Linked DNA regions of Homo sapiens: region 2 is linked to region 1. The links are chromatin loops, found by intact Hi-C in ENCODE. Cell type or tissue: heart left ventricle. All regions are shown on one strand. Links, peaks and the distances in the headings refer to the core of each region. The heading gives the core; the rest is flanking DNA. Region 1 has its middle 9.7 kb from the start of TMEM39B. Region 2 holds the start of SPOCD1 (SPOC domain containing 1).

Region 1 (15,729 bases), core at 2,884-10,883:
GGTCTCAATCTCCTGACCTCATGATCCGCCTGCCTTGGCCTCCCAAAGTGCTGGGATTACAGGCACGTGCCACCACCACCGGCTAATTTTTGTACTTTTTAGTAGAGACGGGGTTTTACCTTGTTGGCCAAGCTGATCTTGAACTCCTGACCTCAAGTGACCTGCCAGTCTCGGTCTCCCAAAGTGCTGGGATTACAGGCGTGAGACACCACGCCCAGCCAAGAGGGTGTGTTTGAGAAATAAGGAGGCAAGTGTGACACAGGTATAGATATAAGAGTAGGACATGAGAAGGGATAGATCATGTAGGGCTGTGTGGCTTTTACTTTGAATGAGATGCAGAGCTATTATAGGGTTTGAACTTCTATTTAAAAGAACTATTCCAGCTGTATGGTGAGAATAGACTGCAGGGGCACCAAGGTGGAAGCAGGGAGACCAGGCAGGAGGCTGTGGCAATGATCTTAGCAAGAGATGTTGATCGTTTGCACCAGGTTGGGTGAGATGGTGAGACATGGTTGAATTCTGGATTTGAAGGTAAAGTCTACAGGATCTGTTGGGCTGACTATGGTGGCTGATGCCTGTAATCCCAGCACTTTGGGAGGCTGAGGTGGAAAGATTGCTTGAGCCCAGGAGTTTGAGACCAGCCTGGGCAACAAAGTGAGACCCTGTCTCTACAAAAAAAAAAATTTAAAATGAGCAAGGTGTGGTGGCATGTGCCTGTAGTCCCAGCTACTTGGGAGGCTGAGGTACGAGGATCACTTGAGCCCTGGGAAATTGAGGCTGCAGTGAGACGTGATAGTGCCACTGCACTCCAGCCTGGGAAATGTAGAAAGACCCCATCTAAAAAAAAATTAAAACAAAAACAAAACAGGACTTGTTGACAAAATGGATAGGAGTGTGTGAGGAAGAGAAGAGATAAGGATGACTCCAAGGTATGTAGCCTGCACTAATGAAAATATGGAGTCCAATTCAACAGATGTATATTTTTAAATTATGACAGTTTTTTTTTTTTTTTTTGAGACTGAGTCTCACTCTGTCGCCCAGCCTGGAGTGCAGTGGTGCGATCTCGGCTCACTGCAAGCTCCATCTCCCGGATTCACGCCATTCTCCTGCCTCAGCCTCCTGAGTAGCTGGGACTACAGGTGCCCGCCACCACGTCCGGCTAATTTTTTTGTACTTTTAGTACAGATGGGGTTTCACCGTGTTAGCCAGGATGGTCTCGATCTTCTGACCTCGTAATCCACCCGCCTCGGCCTCCCAAAGTGCTGGGATTACAGGCTTGAGCCACCTCGCCTGGCCAATTATGACAGATTTTACACCAAGTCAGTCCTTCCCTTCAAGGGGAAAAGTGGCCCAGGGATGGAAAATGACTATCCCTGGCTCAACAAGCAAAGAAGAAAGCAGGACTGGGAGTGCTTTTTTCCAGCCACAGAAATTCTTATAGAGAAAAAAAGAAAAAAAAAGAAATTCTGTTAGAGGCTGGGTGCAGTGGCTCATGCCTGTAATCTCAACACTTTCTCAACACTTTGGAAGACTGAGGTGGGAGGATCACTTGCGTCCAGGAATTTGAGACCAGCATGGGCAACACAGGGGAACCCTGTCTCTACAAAAAATTTAAAAATTAGCCGGGCATGATGGGTGCATGCCTGTAGTCCTAGCTACTCGGGAGGCTGAAGGGAGAGAAATCACTTGAGCCCAGGAGTTTGAGATGACAGTGAAATGATCACACCACTGCATTCATCCTGGGCGACAGAGTGAGACCTTGTCTCAAAAAAAGCGGGGGAGGTAAGTCCACTTGTATGGACTGCCATGAATGTGACCCACCTATTACCTGTGGCTCCAGCCCACCTTGTAGTGGTGGACTACTAAATTTGCCTGCTCAGCATCTATTCTTCCTCCTCATAAGAACACTGATTTTTCCCTTGGGGAACTACTCTTCCTCTGACTCTCTCAGTCTGTGTGGTTTGGTGGAGTTGCCTTACTTTGCAGTTCCTTTGTGGGCAGAAGACACAGGCTTGGCAAATCAAAGCATTCCAATATCCCTGCCTCCTAAGGCTAGTGACTGGTTGGGGTGGTTGGGGAGTAGGAGGGGATTAGTGACCTGTCAGCCCAAATGAGGTGCAATCCTAGGATCTTTGTTAGAACTATTGGGAAGGAAATTTTTATTCCCCTCTGGGCTGGCTGAGCAAGTAAGTTATAAACTTGGAGGTCTTGGTGGCCATCTTGCCATCTTTTGAGAATTATTTAGCTGACAATGAAGGAAACACAGAAGAGTCAAGAAATGCCTGGCTGCAGTGGGTCATGCCCATAATCCCAGTGCTTTGGGAGGTGGAGGCAGGAGGATCACTTGAGCCCAGGAATTCAAGATCCATCTCTACAAAAAATTTAAAAAATTAGCTGGGCATGGTGGTGCATGCCTGTAGTTTCAGCTATTCAGGAGGCTGAGGCTGGAAGATTCCTTGAGCCCAGGACTTTGAGGCTGCACTCTGGCCTCGACAACAGAGACCTTGTCTCAAAAGGAAAAAAAAAAAAGGTCAAGAGATCAGTAGACATTTCTTTCTTTTTTTCTTTTTTTGAGACGGAGTCTCGCTCCGTCACCCAGGCTGGAGTACAGTGGTGCGATCTTGCTTACTGCCAGCTCTGCCTCCTGGGTTCACGCCATTCTTCTGCCTCAGCCTCCCGAGTAGCTGGGACTACAGGCACCCACCACTATGCCCGGCTAATTTTTTGTGTTTTTTAGTAGAGGCGGGGTTTCACCGTGTTAGCCAGGATGGTCTTGATCTCCTGACCTCGTGATCTGCCCGCCTCGGCCTCCCAAAGTGCTGGGATTACAGGCGTGAGTCACTGTGCCTGGCCTCTTTCTTTTTCTTTTCAAGACAGGGTCTTGCTTTGTCACCCAGGCTAGAGTGCAATTGTGTGTTCATGGCTCACTGCAGCCTCTACCTTTTGGGCTCAAGTGATCTTTCTACCTCAGCCCCCAGAGTTTCTGGAACTACAGGTGCACGTGGCCACACCCGGCTATTTTTTTTTTTTTTTTTTTTTTTTTGAGATGGAGTTTCACTCTTGTTGCCCAGGCTGGAGTGCAATGGCACGATCTCGGCTCACTGAAGCCTCCGCCTCCTGGGTTCAAGCGATTCTCCTGCCTCAGCCTCCCGAGTAGCTGGGATTACAGGCATGCACCACCATGCCCGGCTAATTTTTGTATTTTTAGTAGAGACAGGGTTGCTCCATGTTCATCAGGCTGCTTTTTTTTTTTCTTTTTTTTAGACGGAGTCTCGCTCTGTTGCCCAGGCTGGAGTGCAGTGGCGCGATCTCAGCTCACTGCAGGCTCCGCCTCCCGGGTTCACGCCATTCTCCTGCCTCAGCCTCCAGAGTAGCTGGGACTACAGGCGCCCGCTACCACGCCCGGCTAATTTTTTCTATTTTTTTTTAGTAGAGACGGGGTTTCACCATGTTAGCCAGGATGGGTCAGGCTGGTTTTGAACTCCCGACCTCAGGTGATCCGCCAGCCTTGGCCCCCCAAAGTGCTGGGATTACAGGCATGAACCACCGCACCTGGCCCATACCTGGCTAATTAAAAAACATTTTTTTTAGAGAGACAGGGTCTGTGTTGCCCAAACTGATCTCAAACTCATGTGATCCTCCTGCCTTGGCCTCCCAAAATGCTGGGATTACAGGTGTGAGCAACCACGCCCAGCCAAAACACTTTTTTTTTCTTTTTTTGAGATGGAGTCTCGCTGTTGCTCTGTTGCCTAGGCTGGAGTGCAATGGCGCGATCTCAGCTCACTGCAACCTCCGTCTCCCAGCTCCAAGCAATCCTCCTGCCTCAGCCTCCTGAGTAGCTGGGATTACAGGCGTGTACCACTACACCCGGCTAATTTTTGTATTTTTAATAGAGATGGGGTATCATCATATTGGTTAGGCTGGTCTCGAACTCCCGACCTCACAATCTGCCTGCCTCAGCCTCCCAAAGTGCTGGGATTACAGGCGTAAGCCACCATGCCTGGCCCGACACTTTCTTGATGGCATCAATTGAATCCTGGATCCAACTATACCTGAAGCTTTTATGGATTTTTTTCTGTTGCAGAAAGCCAGTTTGTGCCTGTTGTTTGACAACTGCAACTGAAATAATCTAGAATCTACAATTCTATCATAGAATCTACCTGAAACACCTAGGGTTTTTGTCCTTTTCAAATCTGCCTCTTACAGTTTCCCTGGAAAAAATATTTATCTTTTCTTTTGTAAAAAATATTTTTATATCCCACATACGATCATTACCAATCTCTGGAGAAAATAGTAAGACGGCAGGATTTTGGCTAGGACCTTGTCTTCCAGACCTGTGGCCACAAGTCTCAGCTGTTTCGTAACTTTGAAACCCTCACTTCCCCTCCCTGAGCCTTCATTTCCTGATAAACTTGCTATCTATTGGCCCTTCGAGGAGTCTTAAGTTTTTGAGGAAATGCCACTGGCTCTAAGCCAGTCCTGTCACTGGGTACTGGAAGCTGAGATCTCTTCTTTGGTCATGTTATTTTGGGACTGTGGCCAAAAGCTGGCAATCTGTCCTGTTTTTTAGAGACACAGCCTCACTTTGTCACCCAGGCTAGAATGTAGTGGTGCAATCATAGCTCACTTCAGCCTCCAACTCTTGGGCTCAAGTTATCCTCCTACGTAAGCCTCCCGAGTAGTTAGGACTACAGGTGCACACCACTGTGCCTGGCTAATTAAAAAAAAAAAAAACTGGCCAGGCGCGGTGGCTCAGGCCTGTAATCCTAGCACTTTGGGAGGCCGAGGTGGGCAGATCACAAGTTCGACACCAGCCTGGCCAACATAGTGAAACCCCGTCTCTACTAAAAGTACAAAAAAAAAAAAAAATTAGCCTGGCATGGCGGTGTGCACCTGTATCCCAGCTGCTTGGGAGGCTGAGGCAGGAGAATTGCCTGAAGCTGGGAGGTGGAGGTTTCAGCGAGCTAAGATTGCACCATTGCACTCCATCCAGCCTGGGCGACAGTGCAAGACTCCATCTCAAAAGAAAAAAAATTTTTTTTTTTTTTTTTTTTTTTTTTGTAGAGACAGGGTCTCACTATGTTACCCAGGCTGGTCTTCAACTCCTGGGCCCAAATGATCCTCCTGCCTGGGCTTCCCAAATCACTGGGTTTACAAAATGGAGCCACCACACCTGGCCCAAATCTGTCCTATAAATCAGCATTTTTTTTTTTTTTTGAGATGGACTTTTGCTCTTGTTGCCCAGGCTGGAGTGCAATGGCACGATCTCGGCTCACTGCAACCTCTGCCTTCCGGGTTCAGGCGATTCTCCTGTCTCAGTCTCCTGAGTAGCTGGAATTACAGGCGCCCACCACCATGCCTAATTTCCATATTTTTAGTAGAGTTGGGGTTTCGCCATGTTGGCCAGGCTGGTCTCGAATTCCTGAACCTCAGGTGATCCGCCCGCCTCGACCTTCCAAAGTGCTGGGATTACAGGCATGAGCCACTGCGCCTGGCCTTAAATCAGCAGTTTTCAGACCAGACTATGCAGACCTCTGGTGGTACACAGAAGTGATGAATCCACAGGATAAAACACAATGCAGCTTTCTGGAATGTCAGTTTTATTCAATGGAAATATAAGGCAGAATTTTCTTTTTCTTTTTTTTTTTTTGAGATGGAGTCTCGCTCTGTCGCCCAGGCTGGAGTGCAGTGGCGCAATCTCGCCTCATTGCAAGCTCCGCCTCCTGGGTTCACGCCATTCTCCTGCCTCAGCCTCCCGAGTAGCTGGGACTACAGGTGCCTGCCACCGGGCCTGGCTAATTTTTTGTATTTTTTAGTAGAGACGGGGTTTCACCACGTTAGCCAGGATGGTCTCGATCTCCTCACCTTGTAATCTGCCCACCTCGGCCTCCCAAAGTGCTGAGATTACAGGCGTGAGCCACCGCGCCCGGCCTGTAAGGCAGAATTTTCAACATCAAATCGCAGTCATTAAGAACACGTTCTCTGGAGCCAGACTTCCTAGCCCCATCACCTACTGGCTGTATGACATTAGCAAGTTACTTAACCTTTTTGGGTCTCAGTTTCCTCAAGCCTTATGGGTTTGAGAATCTATGTAAAGTATTTAGACTAGAACCTGACATACATTCAGTGCTATTGAAGCATTAGCTATTTTTATTAAAACATGGATATACTGTAAAGTACAAAGTAAACTAATGTGGGCTGGGCATGATGGCTCACGCCTGTAATCCCAGCACTTTGGGAGGCCAAGATGGGCAGATCACCTGAGGCCAGGACTTCAAGACCAGCCTGGCCAACATGGCAAAATCCCACCTCTACTAAAAACACAAAAATTAGGCAGGTGTGGTGTTGTGCACCTGTAATCCCAGCTACTCAGGAGGCTGAGGCATGAGAATCACTTGAACCCGGGAAGTGGAGGTTACAGTGAGCTGAGATTGTGCCACTGCACTCCAGCCTGGGAAACAGAGCGAGACCCTGTGTCAAAAACAAAAACAAGCCAGGCGCGGTGGTTCACACCTGTAATCCCAGCACTTTGGGAGGCTGAGGCGGGCGGATCACCTGAGGTCGGGAGTTTGAGAACAGCCTGACCAACATGGAGAAACCCCGTCTCTACCAAAAATACAAAATTAGCCGGGCATGTTGGCACATGCCTGTAATCCCAGCTACTCAGGAGGCTGAGGCAGGAGAATCGCTTGAACCCGGGAGGCAGAGGCTGTGGTGAGCCGAGATCGTCCCATTGCACTCCAGCCTGGGCAACAAGAGCAAAACTCCATCTCAAACAAACAAAACAAACTAATGTGAATTTAAGATTGAAGGCTTTGAAAAAAATGTCACCTGCAGCCCGGTCCCAGCCCACCAGGGATTTGCTTTCACCTTCTCTTGCCAGCAAGAATACTTACATCTGATTTTCAATACCAGAGAATCCAGGTGTCTTCATGTTCTTCCAGTTTCCTGGGCCATTCTCACTCCATGTATACATTAGTCTCCCCACACAACCTCCCACCTGTCAGGCAATCCCCCTACCCCCATTCTTATCCAGACATTTGTCTTCCCACATCTTATATTACAAATATATGTAAACTATAGAAAACCCAGAAAATGTCACATTTCTTTAGTTTAAAAAGAGATAAGATTTTGGCAGGTAATGTATTTAAGGTAATTAAGATAGAGAGAACTGTAAAGTAGGCTATGTTCCAGAAGGGTGAGTCTAGTTTGGCTTGAGAATAACTGAAGATGAGGTTGGAAAAATAGGTTCAATTCAGATCACTTGATGATCCTGAATGTTACACACAGTAAAGAATTTGGACTTGATTTCAACTCTCTAAGCCTGTTTCATCTGTACAATTAGGAAAATTACTATGTTGTGAGGATTAATGGAGAGAAGCAAACACATGGGAGAGATATCCTGTGACAAATGGAGCAGATGTTATTAGGAGTTGGAGACACAGATTCTTTTCCTTAGTGTAAACTATCCCCACCTCTCAGGGTGGCCTGAAATTCAGTCTCTCATTTATCTTATTTTTCTGTAATGCACATCTTAACCACCAGAGAGAGCCTGATACAAAGGAATCTCAACTCCAAGTACAACAGAGAAATTAAGCTGGGCATAAGATGTGGAATCCTGGATACAACTGCAGCGATTCTCAATGGTAGGGTAGGGAATGGATCCCAGTGCCTCCTCTATGGGCCTTCTTAGACCCATCCCAAGGAGAGGGGGTGGGGCATGCTGCCACAACCTAGAATTTAGCAGCTAGCCAGATGTAAGGTCACCAGGAAAGAGGTGAGGTGGGTAAGGATGAGGGCCAGATCTAGTTTAGGGACCTGAATTTCTGTATCTCAAGCAAAAGAGACTCTCAACTCTGCTCATAAGCCACCAGGCCCAACTCCTTCCTGGGCTACCCCATGGCAGGCCAGGTCATCTAGCTGGCCCGGGAACTTTAGAAAATTTCTAAAGAGCAGGGGGTGCATCGTGGGGAAGGAGGAAGGGGAGAGAGTGGCATATCTAAGAGCTGTCTTTAGGGTGACATCCACATGGCATCAAGACCTCAGCCTTTAGGTCTATCAGAAAGGGCAGTGGGACCTAGCTTCTCCAATCATGATTCACTAGCCTGGCATCTTACAGCATTTTTACAAAACCTCCTTTGCTTTCTTGGATTTTTGTTACGAATGTTAAAATGAAAGCCTAGGGACATTGAACAATTTACCTGAGGTCGAAGAGCAGCAGCCAAGGGCAGAAGTGGGCCTGTAGGCAATAGGAGTGGCTCTGAGGGGCTGAGGAAAGGGAAGGCAAGCAGGTAGAGCAACAGCCTGCTTGTCAAGCTGCAAGCATTGGCTCTTGGCCAGGCCTCATACCCACTCCTCCAGGGCCAGCTCTGCTGCCAGGCCCCAGGCTGCCAGCCCTACCTCCACACTCCCACCCCAGTCCCCTGAGAGCCCATCACCTTGGCAACAGCCAGAGAAAGGCCCAGCTAAAATATTTATGGCTCAAAACAGCCTAGAGGCTTGGGAGGGGGGAAGAGGGAAAGGCTGATGTCATCCCTTCTCAGCTTACAGGGGAGGTGACTGACATACAGGGCAGCTGGGTGGGTGGGCCAAGCCCAACAAGTCAGGGCTCTCAAAGGAAGATCCCAAGGGCCATAAGTGGTAACAGGAGGAGGACGAAGACTGTGACAGGTGACAGGACTGGATAAGACCCACAAGCCTGGGAAAAAAGGAGGAAGGAAACTTAAAGGTTGAGCAGTATTGTGTCTAGACCCCATGCCAGGCATTTCAAACACATCATTTGCTTCTCAGATCCCATTCAGTACGTAGCAATTCTTTTTTTTTTTTTTTGAGATGGAGTCTTGCTCTGTGGTCCAGGCTGGAGTGCAATGGCGCGATCTCGGCTCACTGCAAGCTCCGCCTCCTGGGTTCACACCATTCTCCTGCCTCGGCCTCCTGAGTAGCTGGGACTAGGGGCGCCCACCACCACGCCCGGCTAATTTTTTGTATTTTTAGTAGAGATGCGGTTTCACCATGTTAGCCAGGATGGTCTCGATCTCCTGACCTCGTGATCTGCCCACCTCGGCCTCCCAAAGTGCTAGGATTACAGGCGTGAGCCACCGCACCTGGCCAGTAGGTAGCAATTCTTATCCTACTTTGATGGAGTAAACAGGCCCTACAGCTCTTCTTAAAGCAAAAAAAAAAAAAAAAAAAAAAAAAAAAATTAAAACAAGCTCTGGAAATATGCAAATGATGAGCTGGGATTTGAATTCAGATCTGTTTGGCTTCAGCCCTGTAAGCTTTCCTATAAAATTCTGTGGCTCCCGAGTAGAAATCCTAGCAGACTGAAGGTATAGCGATCTAGGAACCTAACACCAGCTCCTCAGTCAGTGACTCAGGTTCTGTGCCTCCATTTATATATGATGAAGATGCCATCTGATTCCCTAATTCCCCACCCCAAACTCCTCCCTTGTCAGCCCTGGACTCAGAGCATCCAATGTAAACAACAGGGTGACAAACTCATCGAGGCTGGCCTGTGACTTTTCTAGTTTTAGCACTGGATAGTCCCATATCCCAGAAACTCTCTCTTGGGTAAACCTAGATGATCTGTCATCCTAGACGAACCCCTCATGCAAACATAATGCTTTAATATTTCAAAGCACTTGTGGCTGTGAGAGGTACAAACAGGTCAAAAGAATAGGCCATGAAGTCTGATAGTATAGACCATGAAGTCTTTTTCTAACCATAGGCAAATTTTTTATCCTCCTTGAGTCTCAGTTTTTCTTATTTTCCTGGTACATACTAAGAAATCAGTAAATTATTAGCTGTTATTTACAGTAATCAACAATGATGACAGAAACAGGCTCAGAGATTAAATAGCTTGCCCAGTGTAAATCAACTGACTTTAAGGAATCCCTTTCCATTATACTTCTGTTCCTGCTAAGGATGAATCCAAGCTCACTAGAATGCCCCAGGCACAGTTAAAATGCAGATAGGCTCTATTCTCTCCCTAAACTCAGTCCTTCCCCTTGTTCCTTTGTTAGGATAAATAACCAGAAGGCATTAGGGAAGAGTACAGTATCAGAGGTCCCTAGCCTCTCAGGAAGCTGAGTATAAATCAACCTAGAAATAGGCCAGAGGAAACCAGAAGCCTATCAAAGGCTGACTTTCCAATCCTTCAAGGGAAAATGGCAGAACAAATAGCTGGCCTAGTATAGCTGGAAGGAAAGTGAGAGCTAAACAAGGGGGCTTTGGCTCTCTCCCAAAGCTGATAGAAGCTACCAGAGTGGGACCATTCATCACTTGACCAAACCTTTATTGAGGTCCTCAGGGGCAGATATTTGTTGGGGAGAAATATAGTACAGAGGTGGAACAGAAAAAGCCCTACCCTTTATGACCTTTTTGGACAAGGTAAGTAATAAACAATGAAGAGAAAAACAGGTTCAGATGTTAAATAACTTGCCCAAATTAATTGAATCTTCTCACTTGGCTTTCCTCAGCCTTTTATGGAAGGGCAGTGATCACCCTCCCTTGGGAGCCCTCTGGAAGGGTTCAAGGACTCACAGGCTGACACCCATAACACAGGTGTGGTAGTGGGGAAACAGAAAACGGTGGTAGGGTGTTTCAGCCAATTCTATGGGAGGCTAAAGGGAAGCACACATACTGGGAATGGCACAGTAGGAGTTGCCAGTTAATTCCCATCTAGGAGGCCATGCTAGGGATACCCATTAGTCCCCTTCAACTCTTTAAAGTCTTGAACAGTTTAATTGTTAGCACCACAGTCCCCTGCAGCCCTGAGGACTCCATTCTGGGCCTAAAGACTCTTAAGGGATCCTGACTGGCTTTCTGTGGGTAAATCTGACAGATCAAGTAGAGTGAAAGAAAACTGCTGATCTCCTCTCCTGGGTTTCTCTGTGTTCAGCAAATGCCCTCAGGCCAGCCTTTATACAGCAGGTAGCTCTCCAGGTTTCAGGAGTCCTCTGATAGCTGCAAAGACACAAGGTAGAAAATTAAGAAAGCTCCCTATTAGGGGGCTTCCCAGCCTCCCACCTGACCAGGATGCTTCCCTCACAATTGCCCCATCCCACAGCACAACTCTACTTGTTTCATTCAGTACACAAGTTTCTTGGGTACACAGATGGGTAGAAAACAGAAGTCCACAGCCTATGAATTCTCTTTTTACTGTCTGTCTGGTAATGAAAATGCAGTCTCACGCTCAATATCTCCTGTCCTTGGCCATATCTCAGCTGAGTGGATCCAGGGAAGAATCAACAAAACCTTTGGGGGGCCTATCCAAGCTTTGAAGCCTCTATAAACAAAGGGAAAAATGCTTTCTGCTGTCCTAGAAATGTGAAAAAGATGAACAAAAATCTTTAAAGTCTTTTGAAGAATGGAAATCAGAAAATAGGCATCTTATTATCACTATTATTGGTAACTCAATGTTAGGCTCAAGGGGCGATGGATGTTATGAAGGATTCATCCCAGCACCAAATACTCAGGGTGGACTAGAGGAGACGCATCTTAAATCTGCGGCACAGGGAAGGGGCTTGATCTCATGCTAAAACCTATAGCAATGCTCCTTCTTCTTCTTCTTCTTTTTTTTTTTTTTAAAGAAAGAGTCTTGCTTTGTCACTCAGACTGGAGTACAGTGGCAACATCATGGCTCACTTCAGCCTTGATCTCCTGGGCTAAAGTGATCCTCCAACCTCAGCCTCCATATACGATCACAGACACACACCAACATCCCTGGCTAATTTTTAAATTTTTGTCTCCATATGTTGCTCAGACTGGTCTCAAACTCCTGGGATCCTCTTAATGGCTTGCCAGAGTGCTGGGATTATAGGTGTGAGCCACCATGCCTGGCCAGTGCTTCCGATCTTTTAAATGGCGCTACCATCTCCCTTAGTTGTTCCAGTCAGTAACCTGGAGCCTTAATATGTTCATTCTATCGCCTAAAAGGTTTTGTTTTTTTTTTTTTTTTTTTCTCCTGAGACAGAGTCTCGCTCTGTCACTCAGGCTGGAGTGCAGGGGCATAATCTTAGCTCCAGTACTGCAGCCTCTGCCTTCTGGGTTCCAGTGATTCTCCTCCCTCAGGCTCCCAAGTAGCCGGGATTACAGGCACGCACCACCATGCCCAGCTAATTTTTGTATTTTTAGTAGAGATGGGGTTTCACCATGATGGCCAGGCTGGTCTCAAACTCCTGACCTCAGGTGATCCGCCCACCTCGGTCTCCCAAAGCGCTAGGATTATTACAGGCATGAGCCACTGTGCCTGACAAAAGTTCTTGAATTCATTGACTTCTCTATGTTTGCAATATTACTCTACTATAGACCTTTTTTGTTGTTGTTGAGACAGTCTCACTCTGTTACTCAGGCTGCAGTGCAGTGGCACGATCTCAATTCACTACAACCTCTGCTTCCTTGGCTCAAGCGATCCTCCTGCCTCCACCTCCCGAGCAGCTGGGATTACAGGCATGTGCTACCATGCTCGGCTAGACCTTTCTTATTTCTTGCCTAGACTAGCAAGTTTCTTAACAGGGCCCCATAACCATTCTCCACTCATCAGCAAGTTTAAAAATCAGACATTGAATAATTTCATTTTCCACACCCCCCCTCCTCCCATTCAAGTTGTCTTCAGTGGGATGTTAGGACTGCCATGTGTTAAGGGACTCTCCTCATATTCTATTCCTTTCAACCACCCTGTGAATTGGAAACCAAAACTCTATGATAAACTTTGCTTTTTTAAGGTCAGCCAGGTGCAGTGGCTCACACCTGTAATCGTAGCACTTTGGGATGCCGAGATGGGAGGATTGCTTGAGGCCAGATTGCTTGAGGCCAGAAGTTCTCCATCCTGGGCAACATAGTAATACCTTGTCTCTACAAAAAATAAAAAAATAAGCTGGGTGCAGTGGCCCATGCCTACAGTCCCAGCTACTCTGGAGGCTGAGGTGAGAGGATGTCTTGAGCCCAGGAGGTAGAAGCTGCAGTGAGCTATGATCAATGCAGTGAGACCCCATCTGTTTTTTTTTTTTTGAGACAGTTTCACTCTTATTGCCCAGTCTGGAGTACGGTGGTGCGATCTCGGCTCACTCCTACCTCCGCCTCCTGGGTTCAAGCAATCTTCCTGCCTCAGCCTCCTAAGTAGCTGGGATTACAGGCGCCCGCCACCACACTCAGCTAATTTTTTGTTTTTTTGGTACAGGTGGGGTTTCACCATGTTGGCCAGGCTGGTCTTGAACTCCTGACCTCAGGTGATCTGCCCGCCTCGGCCTCCCAAAGTGCTGGGATTACAGGTGTGAGCCACCGCACCCGGCCCCTGAGACCCCATCTCTCTCTCTCTTTTTTTTTTTTGAGATGGAGTCTCGCTCTGTCGCCCAGGCTGGAGTGCAGTGGCGCGATCTCAGCTCACTGCAAGCTCTGCCTCCCGGGTTCACGCCATTCTCCTGCCTCAGCCTCCCGAGTAGCTGGGACTACAGGCACCCGCCACCATGCCCAGCTAATTTTTTGTATTTTTAGTAGAGACGGGTTTCACTGTGTTAGCCAGGATGGTCTCGAACTCCTGACCTCGTGATCCGCCCGCCTCAGCCTCCCAAAGTGCTGGGGTTACAGGCGTTAAGCCACCACGCCCGGCTGACCTCATCTCTTTAAAAAAAAAAAAAAAAAAGAAAAGAAGAAGGTCCAGCTAGGTGTGGTGGCTAACACCCATAAATCCCAACACTTTGGGAGGTTAACATAGGAGGACCAATTTTGCCTAGGAGTTGGAAACCAGCCTGGGCAACAGATTGAGATCTTGTCTCTACAAAAAATAGAAAAAATTAGCCACCTGCCTATAGTCCCAGTTACTTGGGAGGCTGAGGTGGAGGATCACTTGAGCCTGGATCACTTGAGGGTGTAATGAGCCATCATATTGATAAGTGCTCCAGCTTGGATGACAGAACAAGACCCTGTCTCAAAAATAAAAATAAAAAAGGTCCAGATTCGTACCTCGGCTTCAACTTGCTTCAGTCCTATCCTCTGCCTATAATGTGCTGCTCTATGTCCTTTCCCCAAGCCCTCTGCCTAGCTAAGTCCTCCTTTATATGTTGGCTTAAACATCATTTCCTCAAGGAAAACCACAGTATTAGGTTGTATACCCTCATTGCACCCTGTTCTTTTCTTTGTAGAACTTAACACAATTGAAATTATGTTATTTATGAGATTATCTGTTTAGTATCTGTTTCCACAAATAGACTATAAGCTCCATGAAGCCAAGGACCATTTTATATTGTTCACCGGCCACTGGATCCCCAGTGTCTAGCACATAGTAGGTGTTCTAATGTATAATAGTGAATGTATTTTTAAAAATAATGAAAGGAGACATTTGTACTGATTTCTAGAGAGAAGCTTAGAAAGAATCACATCAGAGCATAAGATATTTCTCTTTCTCAAAGGCAGATGCAGAATTTGTTTGCTACATTCCAACCCCAGAGAGCCTGAGACCTGAGGAGCAACCATCTTATACCTAAAGCTAGGCCATGAATAGGAACCATGAAGGCTGCTGGAGTTAGAAGACCCCTGGGAATAATTAGCTCTGTATCTGAACCCAAACTCTTCTATCTCAAGTTTTCACACACATCACAGTGCCTAGAAGAAAGAGACTGGATACCCTGAGGTGGGCACCAGAGGTTGACAGGGGAACAGCCAATTCAGGCATCTTAATGCAATATTAAGATCAGAAATAGTACCCAAATTTCTGGCAAGGTGCCCTATTTAGCTGATTAATCTGGGCTGATAGACTGGCTGTGCCTCACACTCTATCTAGAAACATCTCAACTAAGCTGTCTTTTTTAAGGAGTCCCTGGACAACCCCCGCCCCCACCCCCAATTTGCCCTGAAAGTGACAAGGCCTCCTTGAAGCAAGAAGCTCCCCAAGGTCTAAGGATGGGGTTAGCTTGTGTACATGAGAACTCCTATCGGCCCATTCCCTGCCTGAGATGCAAAGACAATCACCACAGTACCGGCTAGGAATGAGAGGTACAGTCACTGGTGAGAGGCTAGTGAATCTGTGATCAAGGAATGCTAAGAAGCTAAACCTTAGCAGCACGGCTATGAAATTCACATCCCTTCCAGATACATGTCTCTCTCCTTTTAGAAGAGAGCTGTATACGAAAGCAGAAAGTACATTCGAAACAAACAAAAAAACAGAGAGTGCTACAGTTTGCAGAACACTAGATGAGACTGCATCCTCAGCTTCAGAGCCAGAATAGACAATAGAGTGGAAGACCTCCAGTCCTGGGACTGGAAAATGGATTCTAGAGGTCCGTGAACATTCTTCCCCATTACTTCCCAAAAAGGGTTGAGTCTCCTGCTTGAATGCAGCCTCCTTAGGAGCCGAGAGCAGCAATCAGGCTACAATAGGACTAGGGTGCAGTGCCCCCATAGGCTTGTGCTCCTAAGGGGCCTTGAAGAGCCAGACCTATTTTCTAGGCCAGGAAACAAAAGAACGGGTAGTTAAGGCAGTGTTGTGCACTTCCTCCTCTCCCACTAAGCAGCTGCTGTCTCAGACAGCTGTTTCCAGCCTGTCTGCTCAATGCTATTAAATATTCATCAGATGCTTGCTAGCTTTAAACATGCAACGACTATTAATCTGGGGAGCAGGAGGTACATGTGGGTCTCAAGAGAAGAGGGGAGGGCTCATAAGGATCCAACTCTTCTTTTTTTGGAGACGGAGTCTTATTCTTGTCGCCCAGGCTGGAGTGCAATGGTGCGATC
Region 2 (15,729 bases), core at 4,644-12,643, 250 kb after region 1:
GCTTCCTCGAAGTCGTGCCATTGTGTTCTTCCTCCCTCTCTGACTGCCTCTGGGTGTGTTTTCATATTAAACGACAGGCACCACCTTAGGCCCTGTGAATGAGCTGGCCAACAAGGCAGACCCAGTCTGGTTCTCGCCCTTGTGGGAATACAGTCTGGCGGAGGGACTTTGGATGGAGCTGGACTTGAGGTTGGACATAGTTCCGCTTATCTCCAGCGGAGCAATCCCTAGCAAGTCATGGATTTGAAGCCCACCTTTCCTCCTCTGTAAAAAATGAATAATGAGCAGGGTGCAGTGGCTCATACCTGAATTCCCAGCACTTTGAGAGACTGAGGCAGGAGGATCACTTGAGCCCAGGAGGTCACTTGAGCCCAAGAGTTAGAGGCTGCAGTGAGCTGTAATCATGCCACTGCACTTAAGCTAGGTGACACAGCATGACCCTGTCTCTGAAAAACAAAAAAAAAACAAAAAACCCCACAAAACTATATTAGCTAAATACTACCACAAGGAAGCAGTTACCAATATTAATATCAGAAAAACTGAATTAAAGCAGAAGAACATTAATAGGAAGAAAAGGCACATTTGGCACTGATGAAAGTTATAATCTCCAAAAAAGATGTAAAAATTTATGAATTTGCATGCTCCTAAAAAAGTGTTTTTAAATATATATAAAGCAGGAACTTACAGAGGTAAAGGGAAAAAATTGACACGTTCGTAATAATTGTGTGAGATTTAAAACATTTTTTTTTTTGAGATGGAGTCTCGCTCTGTTGCCCAGGCTGGAGTGCAGTGGCACAACCTTGGTTCACTGTAACCTCTGCCTCCCGGGTTTAAGCGATTCTCCTGCCTCAGCCTCCCGAGTAGCTGGGATTACAGGTGCCTGCCACCATGCCCAGCTAATTTTTGTATTTTTAGTAGAGACAGGTTTTCGCCACATTAGCCAGGATGGTCTCGAACTCCTGACCTCAAGTGATCTGCCTGTCTTGGCCTACCAAAGTGCTGGGATTCCAGGCGTGAGCCACTGTGCCCAGCCGATTTTTTAAAATTTTATTTAAAAGTTTTTTTTAGAGACAGGGCCTCACTCTGTTACCCAGGTTGGAGTGCAGTGGTGCTATCATAGCTCACAGAAGCCTTGAACTCCTGGGCTCAAGCAATCCTCCACATCCTAGTATGCCTTCCTGTAGAGGATAGAAAGCCAAAACTCTTTCACAGATTCCCTTACAATGAGTGTTTCAGATGTGAATTATTTTCCAACACTTACTGCTATTGTGCAAGATCTGAAAAGCAGATGAGAGGCCAAGACCATTGTCCTTTTCCGTGGGCTGTTACTGCTTCCAAGCACAACTGTGGAGCTATCGAGTTTGCCCGCATCAATGTCTGGCCCCTAGTGTTGTGTATGTGGGCAGTAGAAGCAGCAGTGGCAGTGCCTGTATTAGACCTTTGTATTGTTACCCTAGCAGTGTATTTATAAATACAGTTCTAATGTGTGTTCTAGGCCCAGCCTCGGGTCCACTCCTATAGCCTGCCAGTGACTTTTTTTTTTTTTTTTTCATTTTTTAGATAGGGTCTGGCTCTGTCACCCAGGCTGGAGTTCAGTGGTGCGATCTCGGCTCTCTACAACCTCTGCCTCCTGGGCTCAAGCCATCCTCCTACCTCAGCCTTCTAAGTAGCTGGGACTACAGGGATGCGCCACCACATCCGGCTAATTTTTGTACTTTTTGTAGAGATGGGGTTTTGCCATGTTGCCTGGGCTGGTTTTGAACTCCTCTAAGCTCAAGCAGTCCACCCGCCTCGGCCTCCCAAAGTGCTGGGATTACAGGCGTGAGCCACTGTGCCTGGCCTCCCAGTGACTTTTGAAACACCCAGTGCCCTGTATTAAACCTCATTGTGCTTAAAATATCTAGAGTAGTTTTTGTTTTCTGCATTGAACACTGATTTCTGTAGATTCAAGTTACTATAGATTACTATGGATTTGAAAAACATGAGTAAAAAGCTTGAGGTAAGAAAAGCTTAAACTGTTGGCCAGGTGCCGTGGCTCACACCTGTAATCCTAGCACTTTGGGAGGCCGAGGTGAGTGGATCATGAGGTCAGGAGTTCGAGACCAGCCTGGCCAACACAGTGAAACCCCCGTCTCTACTAAAAATACAACAATTAGCCGGGCACGGTGGCGGGTGCCTGTAATGCCAGCTACTCGGGAGGCTGAGGCAGGAGAATTGCTTGAACTGGGAGGTGGAGGTTGCAGTGAGCCGAGATTGCACCACTGTACTCCAGCCTGGGTGACAGAGCAAGACTCTATCTCAAAAAAAAGAAAAAAAGAAAAGAAAAAGAAAAAAAAAGGAAAAGCTTAAACTATTAAACTGAGAATTTCAATCATTTTTCAAGCATACAATGAATATTAACAATGACAGTATATCAGATCACAAAGGAAATCTTAAAAACTTAAAAAAAAAAGCAACATTATGTAGACAATTTTAACTGATCACAATGCAGTAAAAGTATATTTTCATTTTCTTTTCAATAGAGAGACGGTCTCGCTATGTTGCCTAGGCTGGTCTCAAACTCCTGAGCTCAAGGGATCCTCCAGCCTCAGCCACCAGAGTAGCTGGGATTATACACGTTCATCATCATGCCTGGCTGAAACATTTATTTATGTATGATTTATTTATTTTCAGTTAGAGATGGGGGTCTCACTATGTTGACCAGGCTGGTCTTGAACTCCTGGCCTCAAGTGATCCTCCTATCTTGGCTTCCCAAAGTGCTGGGATTACAAGCATGAGCCACCATGTCTGGCCTGAAACTACATTTATTTTTAATAATAACAGGTAGCCACCGGGTGTGATGGCTTATGCTTGTAATCCCAGTGCTTTGGGAGGCTGAGGCAGGAGGATTGCTTGAGCCCTGGAATTCAAGACCAGCCTGGGCAACATAGAGAGACTTCATCTTCACAAAAAATAGAAATGTTAGGCACTAATACTTTGTTTCCCTAGACACCCTGTCTCTAGGCTGGGAATACACGCATGCACCACCATGTCTGGCTAATTTTTGTATTTTTTATAGAGACAAGGTCTCACTGTGTTGTCTGGCTTGTCTCAAACTCCTGGGTGCAAGTGATCCTCCCACCTTGGCCTCCCAAAGTGTTGGGAGTGGGTCACTTTAGGCCACAAGTTTGAGACCAGCCTGGGCAACATAGTGAGACTCTATCTCTCCAAAATAATTTAAACTAATTTTAAAAATTAGCTTGAGGCCAATTAGTAGGCATTTAAGGCTGCAGTGAGCTATGATCACACCACTGCACTTCGGCCTGGGCAACAGAGCAAGACCCTGTTTCTTAAAAAAAAAATGAAAGAACAAGAGTAAACCAAAGGAAATAGAAGAAAGTAAATAAGAAAGGTAAAACCAGAAGATGGTGAAATAGAAAATATAATAACAACATCATAAAAAACAGAGATAAAAAAGCAAAAATCTGATTTACCAAAAAACCCTAGGATGACTGAGAGAGAGCAAGCACAAATAAATAGTATTAGGAATTAAAAGGGGACTGTAATCAATACAATAGAGATTTTTGAATCATGAGAATACTATTAATATCTTTGCAACAGGGTCTCACTCTGTCACTTAGGCTGGAGTGCAGTGGCACAATCTTGGCTCACTGCAGCCTCCATCTCCTGGGCTCAAACCATCCTCCCACCTTAGCCTCCCAATAACTGGGACTACAGGGAGTATGGGACATGCCACCACTCCTGGATAATTTTGTATTTTTTGTAGAGACAGGGCTTCACCATGTTGTCCAGACTGGCTCGAATTCCTGGGCTCAGGTGATCTGCCGCCCAGGCCTCTCGAAGTGTTGGGATTACAGGCGTGAGTCACCGCCTCCAGCATGGTGGCTCATGTCTGCAATCCCAGCACTTTGGGAAGCCGAGGTGGGAGGATTGCTTGAGTCCAGGAGTTTGAGACCAGCCTGAGCAACATAGCAAGATGCCGTTTCTACAAAAAACCAAAAATTTAGTCAGACATGGTGGTAGGCACCTGTAGTCCCAGCTACTCAGGAGGCTGAGGTGGGAGAATCATCTGAGCCCAGGTGATCATATCACTGCACTTCGGCCTGTACACAAAGCGAGACCTTATCTCAACAAAAAAAAAAGAAAGAAAAAAAAGAAAGAAAAAAGAAAACGCAATAAAAATATTAAAGAATAGAATAATTTAATTAAAATGTGCAATATTTTGATGAAGAAAAATCACAAAAATGAATTGAAGGCCTGGCAGAATGGAAATAAGGTACATTTATGGATGAGAAGACTCAGTATTATTCAATTTTATCCCTAATCTGTAAATTCGATGAAATTCTAATTTAAATCCCAGCACAATTTTTCAAGGATCTTGACAAAATGATTCTACGGTATACAGTTAGCTAAGACGATTATAAAAAATAGAAACCAAGTTGAGGGGGTGGAGCTTGCTCCCTAGATAGCAATATTTATCACAAAACCATAGAACTAAAACAATATTGATCAAGAATAGACAAATCGATCAATGGAAGAGAAAAGAAAGCCAATAAATAGGCCAGGTGTGGTGGTTCACGCACTTTGGGAGGCCGAGGCAGGTGGATCACCTGAGGTCAGGAGTTTGAGACCAGCCTGGCCAACATGGTGAAACCTCATCTCTACTAATAATACAAAAAATCAGCCGGGCATGGTGGTGGATACCTGTAATCCCAGCTACTTGGGAGGTTGAGGCAGGGGAATCGTTTGAACCCAGGAGGCGAAGGTTGCAGTGAACCAAGATCCTGCTACTGCACTCCAGCCTGGGCAATGAGAGAGAAACTCCATCTCAAAAAAAAAAAAAAAAAAAAAGGAAAGCCAAGAAATAAATTGCATTCTTTAATGGGAACCAGGTATATCGCAGAGGTGCTGTCATGAGTCAATGGAGCAAACAGCTAATGATGAGGCAAATAGCATTAGGCCAAAACCTGGGCAAAACCTTACTTTATTTTTTTTTTATGACAGAGACATTTTAGAATACCAGGAGAAAGGCTGGGCCCAGTGGCTCACACCTGTAATCTCAGCACCTTGAGAGGCCGATACGGGCAGATCACTTGAGGTCAGGATTTTGAGACCAGGCTGGCCAACATAGTGAAACCTCATCTCTACTTAAAACACAAAAATTAGCTGGGTGTGGTGGCGTGCGCCTGTAATCCCAGCTACTCCGGAGGCTGAGGCAGAAGAATCGCTTGAACCCGGGAGGTGGAGGTTGCAGTGAGTCGAGATCATGCCACTGCACTCCAGTCTGGGTGATAGAGTGAGACTGTCTCAAAAAAACAAAAAAATAAAAATAAAATAAATAAATAGAATACCAGGAGACAGAGAAACTGGCCAGAGACTGGCTGGCTTCTAAAACCAGTCCTTGCTAATCTTGAGCAAATTACTTAATCTGTCTTGGCCTATTTCCTCATCTGTCAAATAAGGATAATAACAGTTCTTACCTCACAGACTTGATGTAAGGATTAATATAGGTAAATTAATACAGGCAAATACAGGATTAATATAGGTAAAGCATTTAGACCAGTCCCTGGCTCAAAACAGCACTACGTAAGTGTTAGCCATTCTTTATCTCTATACCATGTGGAACTGACAACATCTCCACTCCCGTTTTCTCTGCCCAATGTGGGAGACTTCCATTATCCAAATGGACCAGAATGGCTTGGTTCACTGGTCTTAGGGAACCTGGTCAACTTTCTGCCATCATGACCAAGACATTCCTTAGAGGGAGGGCTTCTCATTTACAAAAACTATTTCCTTAGAGCAGTAATTTTGGTCATTGGTGACATCCAGTCTCTACTCTTACCTCATCTATGACTCTGACTGCCAGATCATGACAGTTTTCAATATGGATTACCCAATAGCTTGGTTTGTTTTTTGTAATAAACCTTGTTTTTTAGAATAGTTTTAGATCTACAGAAAAATCTGAAGATTAGTACAGGGAGTTCCTGTGTACTCCAGACTCGGTTTCCCTTGTTATTCATATTATGCTGTTTTTAAAATTCCACATTATATCATTGAGATACATTCATGTTGATATATAGATCTAATTTATTGAGTCTAACTGTGATTTAGTATTCCATTGGCCTGGAAGGTTCTCACAGTCTCACCTGGCACAGGTTTAGTGCCAGGGAATTCCATCTCCCTCGCAATCAGACTTATCAAATCTCTGGTTCTGGCCGGGTGCAGTGGCTCACGCCTGAAATCCCAGGCCAAGATGGGAGGATCGCTTGAGCTCAGGAGTTCGAGACCAGTCTGGGCCACATAGTGAGACCTCGTCTCCACCAAAAATAAAAAAAAAATTAGCTGGGCATGGCGGTGCATGCCTGTAGTACCAGCGACTCAGGAGGCTGAGAGGGGAATATCACTTGAGCCTGGGAGGTCAAAGCTGCAGTGAGCTATGATTACACTACCACAACTCAGCCTGAGCGACAGAGCCAGACCCTATCTCAAAAAAAAAAAAAAAAAAAAAAAAAGCCAAACACCACTGTTTCTGCAGTAAAAGTATTTACATAATCATAACATTATAAATGTCATTTGGCTTTCAGTGTTAAGAATCAATCTACAGGTAAACAACGGTAAACTGAATTATCTTTACCGAATAGAATGTAAATGCTATAAACCTCAGCGATACAAAAATAAAAGCTTAGTTCATGGATAACGGCAGAAGCAGGGAGGGGACATCAAGGGAAATTATCCATTTCACACAGAGAAGAGTCAAGAGATACAATATACAGAAGAAACAGACATTTAAGAATAGTATTCAAAGTGATAATAGAAACCAATAGTAAAATTTAAAATATAAATATAAAAAAGAGGGCCAGGCACGGTGGCTAACGCCTGTAATCCCAGCAATTTGGGAGGCTGAGGTGGGTGGAACACGAGGTCAGGAGTTTGAGACCAGCTTGGCCAGCATGGTGAAACCCTGTCTCCACGAAAAATACAAAAATTAGCAGGGCATGGTGGCACGTGCCTGTAGTCCCAGCTACTCGGGAGGGTGAGGTAGGAGAATCACTTGACCCTGGGAGGCAGAGGTTGTAGTGAGCTGAGACTGTGCCACTGCACTCCAGCGTGGGCGACAGAGCGAGACGCTGTTTCAAAAAAAAAAAAAAAATATATATATATATATATATATGAAAAGCGGAAGAGAAAGGGGGAAAGGGTGGTTAATAAAATCACCACAGCAGGAAGTCAACAGATACAACAGACACAGTTAAAATTAATAAATCAAGTAATAGAGGCATGAGTATATTATTTACAGTTATGAAATTTAAAAAATTAACATGATGACAAACATGGTAAAAAACAAAAAACAAAACACAGTTGTTTCCAGGAGTTGGGGTATTGGGAAATGAGAGATAGCTTTAAACTTTTTATTTCTAACCTTCTATTGGAATTGATTCTGCATTTCCATCTACATTAATTATATTTGAGATTTTCTTTTTAAATTAGGCAAGCACTATTCACAATAGCAAAGACATGGAATCAACCTAAATGCCCATCAATGGCAGATTGGCTAAAGAAAATGTGGTACATATACACAATGGAATACTATGCAGCCATAAAAAAGAATGAGATCACGTCCTTTGCAGGAACGTGGATGGAGCTGGAGGCCATTATCCTTAGCAAACTAATGCAGGAACGGAAAAACCAAATATTGCATGTTCTCACTTATAAGTGGGAGCTAAATGGTGAGAACACATGGACAGAAAGAGGTTAACAACAGACACTGGGGCCTGCTTGAGGGTGGAGGGTAGGAGGCAGTAGAAGATAAGAAAAAATAAATATTGGGTACTAGGCTTGATAACTGGGTGACGAAATAATCTGTACAACAACCCCCGTGACACAAGTTTACCTATATTAAAAACCTGCATATGGACCTCTGACCCTAAAATAAAAGTTTAAAAATAAAATAAAATAAAATTAGGCAAAAAATCTAGGTAATTCTGACATTGTCCTACTGGCTCAGGGACTATTGCGGTAGGATCAAGTTAAACTCTCAGGCAGGCAGCCAAGGCCCCTCGCTGCCCCATGCACCCACCTACCTCTGCTTGGGAGCCAGGATTGGCACCTCCTCCAGGAAGCCCTCAGGAGGAAGAGGGCGCCCTCTGCCGGGGCAGGAACGCCAGCACGCCTGGGGAGCAGCCTTTTGCTCATCATCAGGGACTCCGCCCCTATCCCTCAGCAAGGGCCTCCCTCCCCCGCATCACGTGATCTCAGCTCCTTTTCAGCTAGTGGGTGGAACCCCAGGAGGGAAAACTCAGGGAAGCCCAGGTGAGAGCGACGCGACCGATGGGGCCCGGATTTCTTGGATGCTGGGGGACTGTCCCAGTAAGGCTTGGGAACCTGGGTGGGGCGCCTTTCAGAACGGGACCGATGGGAGAGAGACGAGAAGGGTTATGGGCACGAACCCCGTTCAGTATCTGCTCCTTGCGCAGTGTGAGAACTGGGAGAGAGACTCCTGGCCCTTCCACTTCCTGTGCTTCCTTGGGTGAGTGTCTTAACATCTCAGAATCTCAGTGTCCTCACCTGTGGCTGCCAGTATGAAATGAAATAAGCACATAAGTCATAAATAAATGGTATCTTATTAGGTCCCATTTAAGCGAATGTGTGAACTCTCAGAGACAAGAAGACCCTGGAGGCCACTGTAGCTCGGCCCTGTTTGGAGGCAGGCCTCTCCACCCTCACCCAGGACACCAGCTCCTGCTGGGTGCTCCCCTCCCTGGAGTGCTCACCCCTAGGCCTCAGGAGTGGAAGGGTCTGGGAGAGCTGGCTGGAAGAGGGGCTCCTCCCAGTTCCCACTGAACGGGCTGACAGGTCGGACTCTCCAAGACAAAGTCTCCTCTTTCTGTCTCCACACAGGGCCCGTGTTGTGCTTTTGGCCCAGGTAGGTGGACAGACATGTCCCAGGCGGGGGACGTAGAAGGCCCCAGCACAGGAGACCCTGTGCTCAGTCCCCAACACAACTGTGAGCTTTTACAGAACATGGAAGGAGCCAGCTCCATGCCAGGCCTGTCACCAGATGGGCCGGGAGCAAGCTCTGGGCCCGGAGTCAGGGCTGGCAGCAGAAGGAAGATCCCCAGGAAGGAGGCCCTTCGAGGTGGCAGCTCCCGGGCTGCAGGTGCTGCTGAGGTCCGGCCAGGGGTCTTGGAGCTGCTAGCTGTGGTACAGAGCCGGGGCTCGATGCTGGCTCCTGGGCTCCACATGCAGCTGCCCTCGGTGCCTACTCAGGGGAGAGCTCTGACCTCCAAGAGGCTCCAGGTTTCTCTGTGTGACATCTTAGATGACAGTTGCCCCAGGAAACTTTGTAGCAGGTCTGCTGGCCTCCCAGAGAGAGCTCTGGCCTGCAGGGAGAGGCTTGCAGGAGTGGAGGAGGTGAGCTGCCTCAGGCCCAGGGAGGCCAGAGACGGTGGAATGAGTTCTCCAGGGTGTGACAGAAGAAGCCCCACACTCAGCAAAGAGGAGCCCCCTGGAAGGCCCCTGACATCCTCACCAGACCCAGTCCCTGTGAGGGTAAGAAAGAAATGGAGGAGGCAAGGGGCTCATTCAGAGTGTGAGGAAGGGGCTGGTGACTTCCTGTGGCTTGATCAGAGCCCTCGTGGGGACAACCTCCTGTCTGTGGGAGACCCTCCCCAAGTTGCTGACCTGGAGTCCTTGGGAGGCCCTTGCAGACCTCCCTCTCCAAAAGACACTGGGTCTGGGCCTGGAGAGCCAGGTGGAAGTGGGGCAGGATGTGCCTCAGGGACTGAGAAATTTGGATATTTGCCCGCTACAGGGGATGGGCCCCAGCCAGGCAGCCCCTGTGGCCCTGTCGGGTTCCCAGTGCCCAGTGGAGGGGAGTCCCTCAGTTCAGCTGCACAGGCTCCTCCACAGAGCGCAGCACTGTGCCTGGGGGCGTCAGCACAGGCCTCTGCAGAGCAGCAAGAAGCTGTGTGTGTCGTGCGGACTGGCAGCGATGAAGGCCAGGCTCCAGCACAGGACCAGGAGGAGCTGGAGGCCAAGGCTCAGCCAGCTTCCAGGGGAAGGCTGGAGCAAGGACTCGCTGCCCCCGCTGACACCTGTGCCAGCTCCCGGGAGCCCTTGGGCGGCCTCAGCTCCTCCCTGGATACTGAAGCCAGCAGGGCCTGCTCAGGCCCATTCATGGAGCAGAGAAGATCCAAGGGCACTAAGAACCTGAAGAAAGGTCCAGTGCCCTGTGCCCAAGACCGGGGCACAGACAGAAGCTCAGACAACTCCCACCAGGACAGGCCAGAGGAACCCAGCCCAGGAGGCTGCCCCAGACTGGTGAGCTGAGTCTGAGAGTTTGGGATAGGAAGGGCCTGGCCATGTTTCTCAATACCATACTTGGCAGTGGAATTTAATAAAGCTAAGCTAGATGGGCGCTTCATGAACATTCTCACATCCCTATTAACTAAACTGGGTAAAATGAGGCCCACAAACTGGGAAAGAGAAAATAAACTACATTCGCTGAATCCTTGTGAGGGGTCATTATCTTTTGGAGTCAGTGAGTCCTGGGTTCGAATTTTGCCTCTGCCCACTTCCTAGCTGAATGACTGTGGGATGTTTTCTTAACCTCTCTAGGTTTCCTCATTGTAAAAAAAGGATACTAATTGCAGCTTCATGGGGTTGTTTCAAGGATTAAATGAGATTATGGTATAAAATAATGTGCCTAGGCCTGGTGCAGTGGCTCACGCCTGTAATCCCAGCACTTTGGGAGGCAGAGGCAGGCGGATCACGAGGTCAAGAGATCAAGACCATCCTGGCCAACATGGTGAAACCCTGTCTCTACTAAAAATACAAAAATTAGCTGGGCATGGTGGCACATGCCTGTTCCAGCTACTCTGGAGGCTGAGGCAGGAGAATCACTTGAACCTGGGAAGCAGAGGTTGCAGTGAGCTGAGATCGCACCACTGTACTCCAGCCTGGTGACAGAGCAAGACTGTCTAAAACAAACAAACAAACAAAAAAAAGGTGCCTAGCACAGCACAAGGCACAAGGTAAATTGCTTAATTCGTGTTAAATTTGCTTTTCCTTTAGTGTTCACAGTTACCCTGTAAGATAGGCGTTAGCCCCATATAACCAGATGGGGAAACTGAGGCTCGGAGGGTTAATAATATTCTCCAGGCTCACATAGCTGGGGAGTCAGTGACCAGCCATGTTCCCTATATCACCACTTCCCTTTCCTTTGTTCTTTTACTTATAATCATCATCATTTTATTAATAATCATAGCTAACATTTATACACCAAAGGCAGAAGAAGACTCTACTTGTTTTTGGTGTATATTTCTCACATAGTTGGATTTTCATCACATTTATTGAATATGCATGATGTGCTAGATGTTTTTGATTTAATCTTCACACGACGTCCACGGAGGTGAGGTTACAGACCCAGCTGGTGAATGGGAGCAAGGCTACAAGCCTAGGCGGTCTGTCTTGAGAGCTCACTGCACTGCCTTCTCTGTGTATTTTCTGTGTTATCGGCACAGTCGTAACAGCATCTGGCTTGCTTAACATGTGCTGGATATTGGGCTAAGCACTTTATCTGCAATCTTTGTAACAAGCCTATGAGGTAGACTCTATTGACATATACCCATTTCACTGATCTGAACACTGAGGCTCTGAGAGGTGACATGAGTACTCAAGGCCAAACAGCCAATTAGTAAAATAGAACCAGTGAGCTGTTTTCCACTATGCATCAAGCCTTTTTACCTATAAATAGGCTCCTATTATGCCTTATTGTTCCAGGACTTTGCTTGGTTTTGTAAGTTCCGTAGTATTTGAAGGTCTTTCCCAGTGGGTTCACCTTGTTCTGCCGAATTTGATCTTTTCCTGAGCCCTGCATCATAGCTGTCTATGGATGTATTTGTCGCAGGCACAGGCGCTGTCGGGATGAGGGCTGGGACTTCCTCTTCTCATTTCCAACCACTGTAGTGTAGTGAGGAGCATGAGCCCTGGAGGCCAATAGGCTAACATTCAATCTTGACTTTGCCACTATCTGAACAACCGAGGTGAGTGGCTTCACCTTTTCAAGTGTAATTCTCTCATCTGCAAAATGTGGGTATGAAGAGTGCTTACCTCCTAGGGAGGTGGTGAGGATGAAATGAGATGACACATGTTTGGCATTTAACACAGTGCTTGGTGCAAGAAAAATACTCAAATAGGTTACCTGTTAGTGACATAAGCAATTTCGTCCTGCTGTAAGTAGTGCAGGGGTGACCATCCTTGTGCGTCTGGCTCCTCCCTTCTTCACATGATTTATTTGGACCAGATGCCCAGAATTGGGATTCCTGGGTCTGCAGCCTTTAAGGGGGCTGGTTTGAGTGCGGTGGTGGAGCCAGCTTCCTGCCTGGCTTGACTGGAAGCAGCCCATGACTGCTGGCTCCTCCAGGCTCCATCCTTGACTGCGGCACAGCCCATCATCCCACAGCTTTCCAAACAACTCGTTGCCATGACAACCAGTACCAGCTGCGGGAGAAGAATTGAGTCTGGGCTGTGACAGGGACAGGCGGGTGGTTGCAGACAGGGCTGAGTGGGGCCTGGGCAATGGGGGGCACAGTGCCCGGCTGGTCTGGAGCCCCGTTTAGGGCCTTAGCACCTTCCCCTGGAGACAGCCTGGCTTGTGGCAGGGGCAGACAGGTTCAAGGTCAAGCTCTGCCTCTTAGTACAGGGTGACTTTAGACATGTCTTCAGACATTTAGATGAGTTTAACTTTTTTTTCTTCCTTTCTTAAGCTCAGTGGCAAGAAGACTTTTTTTTTTTTAATTTACTTTTTTTTTAAGATGGGAGTCTCGCCCTGTCACCCAGGCTGGAGTGCAGTAGCACAATCTTGACTCACCACAACCTTTGCCTCCTGGTTTCAAGGGATTCTCCTGAGTAGCTGGGACTACAGGTGTGGGCCACCATGCCCGGCTAATTTTTGTGTTTTTAGTAGAGGCAGGATTTCACTATGTTGGCCAAGCTGGTCTCAAACTCCTGACCTCAGGTGATCCGCTGCGTCGGCCTTCCAAAGTGCTGGGATTACAGGCATGAGCCACTGCGCCTGGCTGCAGAAAGACTTTAGACATTTAGAAATGTCTCTTCTCTGAATCTGAGTTGCCTCCTCTATGAAGTGGGGAGAATGAAGTGGGCCCCAGAACTGCCAGGAGTCTGATATCAGAGGCTGGCCGTGTTGTATTCTTCTGGCATGAACCAGAGACTCTTGGAGGAGAGATGGGAGGGGGACTGGATGCCATTCTCTTGTCCGTCCTGGGCCCCACAGTGGCCAGTGAGGTTTGGAGCTGCTCTATGGGTGGGATAGCAGTGGGTGTGTGTGTGTGGGGCAACTCTGCCAGTGACCCTGGGCTGCTCACATTCCACCAGTCATAACCAGGGAGGCACACAGCTCCTCTGGCCTGACCCAGAATCCCTGGTTCAAGGTATGCTGTCTGTAGCTGCAAAGTGTCAAGAGGTGAGTGAAGGAGGAGAGTGTCTTCCTAACAGAAGAGCAGCCTAAGAGGAGCTCGTTTCATTAGTGTGCCTACTATAGACTGAGAGCTTCAAGTATGTCATCTCATTTAATCCTTACATTAACCATTAAAGGTCAATGTCGGCCAGGCGTGGTGGCTCACACCTGTAATCCCAGCACTTTGGGAGGCCAAGGCGGGTGGATTGCTTGAGCTCAGGAGACCAGCCTGGGCAATGTGGCAAAACCCTGTCTGTAGAAAAAATACAAAGATTAGCTGGGCATGGTGGCTTGTGCCTGTAGTTCCAGCTACCCAGGAGGCTGAGGTGAGAGGATCACCTGATTCCAGGAGGTCAAGGCTATAGTAAGCTGTGCTGGTGCCCCTGCCTTCCAGCCTGGGCAACAGAGTGAGACCCTGTCTCAAAAAAAAAAAAAAAAATTCAACACTAATATCCCCATTTTACTAAGTAAGAAAACTGGGCTTCCGAGAAGTTAAGTGACTCACTCAGGCCACATCGCGAGTAAGTGGCCGAGCCAGGGTTTGACTCCAGTCCTGCATAACTTGACTGTTCACGGGGCTTTATTATAATTTGTTGAACAAGGAGGGGGCTCGTCCAGGGATCTTACAGTCTAGTGGGAGGAGAAAACCACTAACCAGAGAATTGAAATACAGACTGAAGCCCAGTGGACTGTGGATGTCCAGAGGGGAGGGGAGGGCAGAGGAGGGGGCTGTCTAAACTGGGTCTAGGCAAGGGAAGTAGGTGTTCAGCAGGTGAGAAAGTAGGAGAGGCTTGCTAGGAAGAGGGCAGTGCTCTGCAGAGCTGCATTGCAAGAGGCAGCTTGGAGTGTTGCAGGAGTAGAGGGTGGGGGTTACAGGTGGAACGGGAGCCAGGTGGGAGAGGCCAGCTTGAATGGAAATGGAGAGCCTGCAGGGTGGTCGAGTGTCAGGATGGCCTTTCTCCAGGGCAGGGACCAAGGAACTTTATCAACACAGGCATTTACAGAGAGAGCTTCTTCTGTTCCAGGCACTGTTCTAAGAGTCTCGAATAGTGATAATGATCGTTGCCCCAACACCATGAGGTAGATACTGGTATTATCTTCATGCTACTGATGAGAAAACTGAGGCACAGAGAGATTAAGTAACTTTCCCAAGATCACACAGTTCCTAAGTGTTGGCACCAAGTATCCCCATTGCATGAATATGCCCCAATTTATTTATTTGTTGACTCCATGTGGACATTTGGGTTTTTTGGTGTTTTTTTTTTTGGCTACTACATATAGTGCTGCTGTGATAGTTTTGTATGGTTTTTGGTACATATGGGGTATCTCCAGGGAATATTTTCTGGGGTGGAATTGCCAGGTTATAGAGTGGACACATCTTCAACTTAAATGGTGCCAGATGTTTTCTAAAGTGGTTGAAATAGTATACACCCCCATCAGCAGTGTATGAATATTCTGGTGACTTCACATCTTCACCAGCCCTTGATGGTAGCAGACTTAGGTTTTTTGCTGAAATGGAGATATGCTGTGGTGTCTCAATGTTGTTTTAATTTCCACTGCCCTCTTACTAAGGAGCATCTTTTCATGCATTTTGGTTATTCTTATTAAGTCTTTTCTTTAAAAAGTTTTTTGGCTGGAGTACAGTGGCATGATCTCAGCTCACTGCAACCTCCCCCTCCCAGGTTCAAGCGATTCTCCTGCCTCAGCCTCCCAAGTAACTGGGATTACAGGTACCCGCCACCATGCCCGGGTAATTTGTGTATTTTTAGTAGAGACGGAGTTTCACCATATTGGTCAGGCTGGTCTTGAACTCCTGACCTCAGGTGATCCTCGGCCTCCCAAAATGCTGGGATTGCAGGCATGAGCCACCAGGCCTGGCCTGTTTTGTGCTTTGCATATGTTTTGCATTTCTACACTTTCTCCCATGTAAAAACACAATTGAGTTTTGTTTATTGATTTTGCATCCAGAAATCTTGCTTTTATTAATCTATATAATTTATCTATTTGGATTTTGTTTGTTTTCTATGTAGACAAATGACAGTTTTTGTTATTTCCTTTCCAGTTCTTTACATCTCTCTTCCCTTCCCTTTCCTTACTGTACTAGCTAAGACTGTTAGTATAGTGTTGCATAGAAATGGTGATAGCAAGGAACCCGTGACTTATTCTGGATTTTAAAGGAAATGTGGTCATCGTTTCACCTTAAGTATGACACTTGCTATGTTATTTATATAGATGCCCTTTATCAGGTAAAG

What was found. Peaks named below come from ENCODE experiments on the same cell type or tissue, not always from the same donor. Only the 100,000 strongest peaks of a DNase experiment are listed, where the experiment ranks them.
Region 2: it touches region 1 in a loop (2.3-fold over the local background); 11 of 110 quality-filtered maps call a loop at or near these places.

What each region holds. Positions count from the first base shown.
Region 1 is chr1:32,055,399-32,071,127 of GRCh38, reverse strand. It overlaps a transcript of KHDRBS1 not described here. Among named protein-coding and RNA genes, the nearest start is that of TMEM39B, 9.7 kb to the left of the region's middle. RefSeq lists enhancers at 3,035-3,829, 8,366-8,660, 9,675-10,287 and a silencer at 7,426-7,720. In heart left ventricle, for the core only: a CTCF peak has its summit at 7,544; no DNase peak of the experiment used is centred there; H3K27ac peaks cover 1,409 bases.
Region 2 is chr1:31,808,542-31,824,270 of GRCh38, reverse strand. SPOCD1 (SPOC domain containing 1) reads left to right here and starts at 8,249. Exons shown (of 16, transcript NM_144569.7): 1 at 8,249-8,310; 2 at 8,899-10,320. The coding sequence starts at 8,938. In heart left ventricle, for the core only: a CTCF peak has its summit at 8,148 (motif pointing left); a DNase peak (open chromatin) is centred at 8,180.